2 separate regions of the Mus musculus genome follow, and region 2 is linked to region 1. A link is a loop called in an ENCODE intact Hi-C map of the cell type or tissue named here. Cell type or tissue: heart. All regions are shown on one strand.

Region 1 (5,000 bases):
CGGAGTGTTAATCTCCCCTCTGAAACTTCATGAACACTGGCCACTTTTCCACTGGCATCTGAACTTGCCCAAGAACCACTCAGTCAGCTCTGCCTGCAGTGTTTGAAGTTCCCCCAGCAAGCATCTCCAAACTTCCACATTCTTCCCACAGATCCGTCCTCAATCCTAACAGCCATATGGTCAGGCTGATCTCAGCCCCAGCCCCAGTTCTCAGCATCCGTTTTCTATACCAGTTAGTTTTCTGGTTATTGGGAAGTATAACTAAATACCATAAACACCTTTTAAAAGACAGCATAAGAAGGATTTATTCTGTCCCTTAATTCAGAGAAATCAGTCCATCACAGTGGGAGGCATGGTCGTAGGAGGGACTTGGCCTGTGGGGCCATCCAGGGAGTAACATGAACACTCTCAGCTTCCACTCTTTTCCTTCTTGCTCAGTCTGGGATGTCTGCCCCTGCGATGGTGTTCTCCAGGGCAGGTTGTATTGCTAATTCTATTAATCCTTTCTGGAAACACCATCTCATAAATTCCCAAAGGTTTACCTCGCTAATATACTGGGTGTTTATTCATCAAATCAAGTTGATAACAAAAGTTAACTTGGAGATGAGTAGATGGGCGGGCAAAAAGTGGAGTGGCTACAGGGTCACAGGATCCTGGCTGCTGCTGGGTTGGGGGAGAGCCAAGGAGGACTCAGCTGAGAACTGGCATGATCTTTCATTTTTCTCAGCAGTCATGGTTTCTACACTGAGTGTAGTATGGAGGTGGAACATCAAAAGAGCAGCAGCACCAACCTGGACAGTGGTGCTGGAGGTTTGGAGAGGGTGATGCAAGGTCCCTGGAGCCTGACACGTTCAAGGCTGAGGGGATAGATGGAGTGGGGTAATAGGAAAGAGAGGTCTGCTTCTACTTATTAACGTGGGAATGCCATGGGGCCATCATGGCTGCAATGAAGTGGAATTTGGTGGTTCTGAGACTTCACAGGCACACAAGGGGAGCTTGTGGTTCACCTGAGTCTCAAGCTCAGAGGGAGAAGGTCTGTGCAAGGCATATTTTAAAGCTATCAGACAGGGTGAAAGCCTTACCTCAGAGGTGATGGAGAGCAAACGGGGTCTACGAATGGTTCTGGAACACCGCAGCATCAGGGAGGTAGAGGAGGCAAGAGGAACACACTAGGCAGGGCCCCGTGTCCAAGCTAAGGGTGGGCTATTCACAGAGGCGGGGCAGGAGGAAGTGCGTTCTAGGCACTGATGCACCAGAGGACAGGAAGATGGAATGACTGATGGAGAAGTGGCTGGTGCTGACACAAGGGAACAGGGAGCAGCTTGCCTAGGAAAGTGCTTCCTGGATGGTCCAGAGCAGGGTGAGCAGAGAGTAGCCAGAGAGTGACCCATGAAGGCACCCACCTGCCTGCTCTGACAGGAGGAAGAATGGAGCAGGTGGAGGAGCCCAGAGAGCATTTCTCTGTCCTTTCTCTGTGGTGACCAGGACCCTCTGCTGCTGGCACAGGGGTTGGTGATCTTTGATGATTAGGGCAGAGACATTCTCCCCACCCACTCCCTCCTGTCCAAGCCATTGGCCATGCTTGGCTTAGAACAGGCTATGCAGGTAGCTCTCCTATCCTGGGCTCTGCTTTCTCCAGCTCTTCCGGCCATGCACATAATAAATGGCCCAGATTCACTTCAAAACCATGATACCCCTGCCTCTCCATGGGATGCATTTATGAAACTTCTCTGTTTGCTGGGCACCTGCAATTTTAGCTTCTTGCCTCAGAAGCTTGTTCAGTGCATGGGGGAGGGGCACAGCCAGGGATGCAGGTGGTGATCCCTGCCTGTGTGGTCCTGGGTAGGCCTCTAGCTGCTGCAGCCACTGGTGACCAGGGATTCTCCAAGTGCTGGCCTCCTGTGGAGAAGTCCGGCTGAAGCACCCCTGCATCTTCACACCGCACTCCCTCCTTTCCTGGGTGGAGCGCTCTTGGGTACTTAGGTGGGGAGGGGCTAGGTCTTCAGCCATCAGCAACACCCCAGTGACTAATAATCTTGCACCATGTGGCTGCTCCTCTAGCAATTGTCACTGTCCTGACTACAGAAAGTCCCTTGTCAAAGGTTCCATTTGGGACTGGGAGCTCCACTGTGTGCAGATTCTCAATTCAGCAGCTCGAGTTTTGCCAATCGCAGCCTCCTAGGGAGAGAATAAACCAGAAGGGATCGGAGGAGAGGGAGATGGCAGGCCTTTGGCCTCCTTGGGGTTTGTGGTTTGCAGTCTCTGTGTGCCTGGGCAAGGGTGCCAGCTCCCTCGCGGGAAGAGCGCCCCCTGTGCTAGCTACGCCTCCACGGACCTGGTGGTCCCAGAACGTGCAGTCATCCATCCATTCATTGCGATTCCCAGAGCCAAGGCCCCATGACTCCAGCCGAATCTATGAATGGGAAGAGATTTAAAAAAAAACCTAACATCTATTTCCACTCCCTGATTCTCGCCCCCTGCCTCCCTTCCCGCCGAGCCAGCCCGACACGAAGTGAAGGGGGGGGGAGGGACGGGGCGTGGGGGTGTGCGAGAGCGGGTGCAAGTCTGGCTGGAGACTGTACTATTTATATACGCCGGGGCTCCAGGACAAAGAGGGCAGATCCGAGTCACCCCCCTTCTGCAGCCCCAGCGTCGCCCCAATCCGCTCCTCCGTGGCTTTGATTTCACTCCCTCCTCCCCCGCGGGCTGGCAGGTGCGGGGGTGGGAGCCGTCTCCGCGGGAGCAGCGTCGCCAAGGTCCGGCTGCTGACGTCCGAGCCTCTGCTCCTGTCAATGAACAGCAGCCGCCGCCTGGGGACTGCTCTGGCAACGAGGCTGCAGACGTCATCGCCTCCTGTTGGACGCGGGGGGGGGGGGGGGGGGCGTCCAAGCATCAGCGTCGCTGGCTTAAAGGAAAACTCTCTAAGTTCCAGCAGCAGGGGAGAGTGGCTCTTCAGAGCACACGCAGCCCCCCCAACTCCGCCCCCATGTCAAGTGCACGAGGGCACACGGGTTGGACACTCGCCCACGCACGCACACACACACACACACACACACACACATACACACACACGCGCCGTGCACACACATGCACACTCGTGTGCACACACACTACTTCTAGGTGTGTGGGTCTAAAGTTGCTTCCGTCGAGAGGCTAAACTGAGGTGGACCAGTCTTCACTGGTGCCTAGAAAGCACCTTACTGCTTTCCGGAGCACCTCAGAAAGGAAGGCGGGAGAGGGGAGCATCACTCCTTCTTAGAGTTGTCTCCCCCTTTTGCGAGATGACCAGCGTGGAAACTCCAAGTACCCGAAGCCCTTGGAATACTGCCGCATGGAGCATATTCGAGCGTCTTGGACAAGTCCTGGACTTGGGCCACCCGGGTTTGGCAACTTGTTTTGAGCAGCCCTGGATGGAGCCTGGACCCACCTTTCCCAGAGACTTGTCTCCACCGCTCCGCTTTGAATTTGTGAACTGGCGATGAAGCAGATAGGAGTTTTGTACTGGAGGATACTTTGGCGGGTAAGTTGATAATTTTTTTTTTTTTTAAATCTAACATTAGCCACTGAGAGTCCAAAGGGGGATAAAAAGAAAGAAAGAAAGAAACAAAAGAAGCAAAGAAAACTTATCTCTCTGCAAGCTTTCCAGCAGTAAGAAAATGTGTGTGTGTGCGCGCGTGTGCGCGCGCGCGTGCCTGCGTGAGCAGTGTGTCAGTGTTTGTGGATGTGACTGGGTGATCGGGGTGAGGAGTGTAAAGCCAGAAGCACCGGACTTTGTAAAGCTTAGCAGGGAAGATGGGAGAGCCTGCAGCTAACCCCAGTGCCAAGCGACAGGGTTCCTGGAGTTTTTGAGCTGCAAGTTCCAGAGTAGACTGCGCCCCAGCTGCAAACTGCAGCGGCTGCCTAGCCAGACCCGCAGGTGCCTCTTGAGGTGGCGCAGAGAAGGGCTGTCAAGCGCCTCAACCTCCTCCCTCCTTCCTGCTGCCAGTCTCCCATCCTCAGTAGGGACAGATCTCCCTGCACCGGCCATCCCTGCCTCTTGTCCGTTCCTCTACCCCAGTCTCTTTTGCGAGATATCACATGATACCAAAAGGAGGAGCGGGTCCTGCATCTTTAGTGTCTGAAAGCATCTCTGTTGCCTTCTGTAGCTTTTATTTTATGTTATTTGGCAATCCATTGAAACCGCATCCCAACCATCCGGACCAAACACTCAGAGTGTGGCTGTTTCCCCACAGCCACGAGCAGGCTTCTCATAGCCAGGCAGGACCAGGAGTCCTAAGTGGGGGTGGTGGTGGACCCCACCCAGGCCCCCTCCCACCTTAGCAGGAGACCTCTGAAGTATCTGAGGAACCTCTTGGGTTTTGATTTCTCCTCTCAGCTCACCCTTTTAGTAGAAGGAAAAGGAGGAAGGAGGGAGAGAGAGAGAGGAGAGAGAGAGAGAGAGAGAGAGAGAGAGAGAGAGAGAGAGAGAGAGAGAGAGAGAAGAGGGCCACACTGATACACTGATGGAAGCAGTCCTGGGGGTTCTGCCCAAGTCCCTGCCTCTCCTGCCTGCCTTCCGGATCCCTTCCTGTCTTTCGGCAGCAATTTCTTTCCATCTCCCTCCCTGGCCTCTTCTCCCCACCCCTTTCCTCTCCACCTAACCCCACCTTCACTCTCCTCTCCGAGAGGGGAGGGCCAGGGGGAGGGGAAAAGAAAACCCCCAAACCCCAGGCCCTGGGCAGAGATGTCGAAGAAGCGCAAAGCCCTCGAGGGTGGAGGAGAACCCCAGCTCCCAGAGGAGGAACCCACTGCCTGGTTTGGGGGCAGCAGCGAGGAGCCAGGTAGGGGGAGGGGGAGGAGACAGAGGACTGAGCACATGCGGAGAGCTTTGGAGCGGGAGATGCTCCACAGGAATGCCCCAATCTTTAGAGCAACTGGGTAGACTTACCCACAGAAGAGAAATTGGGGGTGGGGTGGAGAGGAGCTGACTAGGCCAGTGCTCGAGACCCAGCCCTGAGAAC
Region 2 (5,000 bases), 68 kb after region 1:
AAGCTCCGACCCCTGGGGGGGTGGAGAGAGAGAGAGAGGGAGGGAGGGAGGGAGGGAGGGAGGGAGAGAGAGAGAGAGAGAGAGAGAGAGAGAGAGAGAGAGAGAGAGAGAGAGAGAGAGAGAGAGAGAAAGAGAGACAGAGATAGAGACAGAGAGAGAAATGAGAGACCATTGTTGAACACGTATACAGCTGTCAGATGACACTGCTCTGCAAAGCAAGAAGGAACCAGAGGAGGACAGGTATCCTGCGTCATCCAGGCATGCTTGTTTCTTGGATAGCTTTTTGATCAGACAGTCTTGAGAAGAGACCCATAGGATTGAGGGAGAAATGTGTAGAGCTGCTGGGGGGGGGGGATAAGGGAGGGTAGGAGTTGAGGGGTCACAGAGGAGGCCAGGTCAGGCTTTGAAAGCCACGGTACACTTGGCATTTACTCTGAGAAGATGGATAGGCAGTGTGTGTGCTCTTGGAGCAGCAGGAAGATGACCGATCCTATCCGTGAAGCATGACTGGTGGGTGGAATGTGGGGCCCGATGAGACGCTTTGGTGATGTACAGGGTGGACTGTGTGAGGGCAGCGCAGGGGTGGCATGACTTAGGGGTGTTGTAGCAAAAGGGTTGCATGGGTGCGTGCATGGTGGTGCCTATAAAACCGACAGGTAAATGTTAAGTCGAAGAGGAGAGCCAAGCAAGCACTAGAGATTATCATACGAGCACGGGAAGGCAGCTTCCTTGCCTCAGACGTCACTTGGTCTCACAGAAGGGAAGTAACACACAATGTAAGCTGACCTAACACCCAGGGTGGGACTCCCAAACTGAGCAGGATAAGTCATAATGTGTGCAGATCTTCCTGATTGGCTGTCCCAGGAGTGGGAAGAGAGGGAACAGAAATGGAGGGGATTCTAGGCTGGACTATGGCATAGAGAGGGGGTGACAGGCAGACTAAGGGGAGAAGCTCAGAGGTCAGACTTCTCCATCTGTTATTCTGTAGTGTGGCTCTGAGCTCACCATCTTGCCAGTGTCCCCGTTTCTCTCCAGCGTTCTTCAGAGCTACCAGGATCGCCCCTGTATGGGATCCTGTGTTTGTGGCTCCTCCACTCCGGTCTCACTCTCCTTCAGCTGATCTCCTTATCTCTTTCCCCACTAAACATCAGAAAGCATCCTGCCCCAGAGCCATACACTGGGTCCTTTTTACTCTCTTTTGTTTAAGTCACAGTGTCTAACCCATAGCTTTTAAATCACGCGACTTAGGATAACTATGAATGTGGCCCAACAAAAACTTAAACATATTTAAAATACTTTGAGATTTTTTTTTCCTTGCCAGATTTCTTTAGGGGATGGGGGTGTAGGACTAGATTTAAGCAATTCCGTAGAGTTCCATTCTAAAATGTATCTCTGGGAACTGGCCATAATTTTGGAGATGTGTGGTTAGCCCCAAAGCATAGAAATAATGCATGTTCCCTTTTCTCTGTGTTGTATGGGATCCTGGAACATCTGTTAGAACTCTTCCTGATTCTTTTGCACCCCAGCCCAGTGGTCTGTGTATGACCTAGAGTGATAGAGGGTTTTCCTGTGATGACCTCAGAGGCTGGAGAACCTCTGTGGCCACCTCCCTGTGGTTCCTGCAGGGCATCTTGGCCTTAGAATGGGGTGAAATGGGATAAGTGAGTGGCTGAGAGCACATGGGGGCAGGGGGAAGATTCATTGTATGTAGCATTGACAGTTACTTTAAATCTATTTGGGCGAGGGGGGGGGGGACGACGACTCCTTTAAATGGATTCAAAAGTGGAGAAAATCACAACCCATTCATTGTAGCCTACACTAGAGGAGGTTGTTATATCACTAAAGAGAGCACGTACAATCCACAGGCCTTAGCCACAACCCTTAGACATTTAAGGCTTTTCCATTTAAAGGGCAATCTACAAGAGACAATGTTGAGGAAGGTGAGAGAGGGGTCTTTCCTAGAAGTTGGGGTCCAAGAGAACAGGTACCAGGGGCTGACAGATGAACCTAGAATTCCACGTAACAGTCCTCTGCATGGGCTTTGTGGGGGTCCCTCAGTGATAGAAACACCTGTCTTTCCTAAGTCTGGACACACAGGCAGATAAGGTTCTCTTTGTTTCTGGACACAGAGACTCACCCAGCATTTTCACTTGAAGACTGCGCTGTTCTAGATGTTATGACGTCATGAGTCTTGAGTGAAAAGTAGGGAACCCCTGCATGCCTAACAGGGATCTGCTGAGAAGGACAGGGATGTGGCAAGGGCTTCTTCTACCTGCCTGGAGAGGAGTGGGGGTCTGGGAGCTGGGTTACATAGCTAAAGCCATTACCCTGGGCCGATGCTGTGAGATTTGTCGGCTCCATTCCACCAATCCTCTCCCCATCACCTAGTCAAAATTCTTTTTAGAAAACAAATGGCATTGGCCAACTGTCAGGCTCCACTAGATCCTTCCTCCCTGCTCCGCCATCCCCTCATCTTCCCGCGTCTGCTGCCATCTGGCGGGAGAGGAAGAAATCACTCTTTGATCTTAGCTGGGTGAAGTCTATGGGATAGTTTTAGCTTGCAGAGTGGAAGTCTGGCGATCTCTAGCTCCCTGTCAGAGACTCTAAAGTCGCTGGAAACTGCTCTGAGGGAGGAAGTGAGTGGAGTGTACAAAGAAACAGCGAGCACGTGAGCGAGCGAATGAACCGGCGCAGATGAATGACGGGTGAACTGGGAGGATGGAGTGAGCAAATACACAACAAGCACGTGATCACAGACATGCAGGGATGCCTACCTTCCTGGGAAGCTAGGTCCAGCAGCAGCTCAACCCTGGGCGGAGGCTGCTCAGGTCAAACTGAGGAAAGTTTTCAGACCGCTTTCTGTGGAAGTAAGAGCAAACGAGGTCTGGGGAGGGGCAAGTTTTGAACGGACTTCCTGCTCAGGAGTATCATATGAATAATGGCAGGTGTATTGGAAGGATATGGCCCTCCTGGTGCTGATGTCTATATGAATATATGCTGTGGGTATCCAGGCTACAGGGCTTGGCAGAACCATTGGTTTCTCTGACACTGGCATGTTTTCACTGGGAAGCTGTGAGGATGTATGTCGTGGGGCGCGTTGTTGCATGTGAACTCAGGAAGTAGCTGGCTGTTAGTTGTAACAGCAGCGTGAACTCACACCCAGCCATCTCAAAAGCGTTCTCTCTTGACAGGTGCCCGAAGCCTATGTTTCTTAGTATAGCAATTCATACCCTGGATTCTGCATTTGGAAAAATTGTGTACAAATCATCTTAGTTTGTTGATTTATTTTTGCCTTTGGGGGCAGAGTCTGGCTATGTAACATAGGCTAGCCTCAAACACAAATCCTCCTGTTTCTGACTTCTGAGTGCTGGGATGAGAGGCATGCATGTGCCACCAGGCCCTTTAGACATCTGTTCTTGATGGAGATCTCCAAAGGTCAACCCTATCCCCACAAAATCTACTTTGCTAGTTAGGTTTGAGGAATGTGTAGTTGGCAGTCTATCAGCGGATTCTTGGAAGACATGGTGGAACCTAGGACCAAAAAGAACACAGAGCGCAAGCACACAGAGGGCTGTGCTGGAAGATCTTTCATTTTAGAATATTTTAACTTGTTCTCAGATAATTTCATATCATATAGGTATACAATTTATCTTGATTATAACTGACACAAATCCCCCCACTCCTCCCAGATCCTCCAATCATTCTCACCTTCATGTTCTTTTCTTTTAAACAATATAATCCAATTTATTCTACCTGCATGCCCATGGGTGTTGGATCATCCATAGGAACATGGACAATTGACTATAGTTCACATCCTGGAAGAGAAATGGCACCTGCTTAGCCTGCCCTCAGCAGCCACCACTTGCCAATAGCTCCTCAGCTATTATGAGTGGTCTCATAAGTTCTGCCCTCACCCAAGCTGGAGTGTTTATTGGCTTAAATTTGCATAAATCCCTCCCTCATCAATTCTGGAGTGTTGATTGGCTTGATGTTGTATTGCTGGTGCTGAGAGCTCATTAGAGGGTTTTTGAGTGATTGAGCTCTGCCATGCTTGAAAATATCAGGCTTTTGCTTGCTTGCTTCTTCAGCCTGTGGTTAATTATATTTCCTGTCTCAGGAGTGATGCTGGCCAAATATTCAAGACTTAGCTGGTCTGTGTCTGAGCTCCTCTCCTTCAGGGTCTCTGGTTGAACAGCTGTTAGAACATGAACTGTGTATTCTTACATGTTTATGGGATGTTTCCTCTGAGCCACACTCTGTCCAGAAAACAAAGCAAAGATTTTAGCCATCGTGGACATTATGTCACAGAAGGTGGAGATAGGAAAGTGGAAAAATAATAAAATAGGCATATACAAATGACTTAGAATGTTGCAAAGTGGGATGGTTAGCTTAGTCAACTTGATATAACCTAGAGTCAGCAGGAAAGAAAGTTTCTGAGGGACTGTCTGCACTGGGTTTGTCTGTGAGCATATCTGTGGGGTTGTCTTAATTAAGGTAACTGATATGGAAAAACTCAGTCCATTGTGGGTGGCATCATTCCCTAGGCAGGGATTCCTAAGTAGTGTAAGAGTGGAGGAATTGAACTGAACACGGTAAACAAGGTAGTAAACATGGTTTTCTAAGCATTCATGAGGGCTGGCATCTGACACTTTAAACCTTCATGTTTAGTTTATATCTTAGGGCTAGCCTTAACCACAGATTTTCTAGGGAGAGACCATATGTTCTCTCTTCAAAGAGCCAAGCCTGGGAACATAGAAGCTTTCTCTGAGTCCACTCATCAGTGGCTATGATATGACTAGCTGCCTGAAGGTCCTGCCTTGTCTTCCTCACAATGACGGGTCTGTATATTTAACACAGTGACTGCAAATGAAACTAGAATGAGGTTAATGAGCGCACACCTAAAATAGAGAAGGCAGGTTTACCTGTACACATGAATGGGAGAGAAAAATCTTTCACAATTGATGCCTAGCACTCAGGTCTTAACAGACAGCAGGGATCTA

What was found. A loop is a pair of places that touch in the nucleus more often than their neighbours do. Peaks named below come from ENCODE experiments on the same cell type or tissue, not always from the same donor. Only the 100,000 strongest peaks of a DNase experiment are listed, where the experiment ranks them.
Region 2: a loop joins it to region 1, with 2.4 times the contacts of the local background. A loop is called at or near these places in 17 of 42 quality-filtered maps.

The regions. Positions count from the first base shown.
Region 1 is chr17:8,522,296-8,527,295 of GRCm38, forward strand. It overlaps a transcript of Pde10a not described here. Among named protein-coding and RNA genes, the nearest start is that of T, 90 kb to the left of the region's middle. In heart, a CTCF peak has its summit at 2,309; DNase peaks (open chromatin) are centred at 2,706 and 3,346; H3K4me3 peaks cover 2,639 bases; H3K27ac peaks cover 1,303 bases; H3K27me3 peaks cover 3,142 bases.
Region 2 is chr17:8,590,360-8,595,359 of GRCm38, forward strand. It overlaps a transcript of Pde10a not described here. Among named protein-coding and RNA genes, the nearest start is that of Gm46585, 140 kb to the right of the region's middle. In heart, a CTCF peak has its summit at 2,506 (motif pointing left); a DNase peak (open chromatin) is centred at 2,502; H3K4me3 peaks cover 385 bases; H3K27me3 peaks cover 2,503 bases.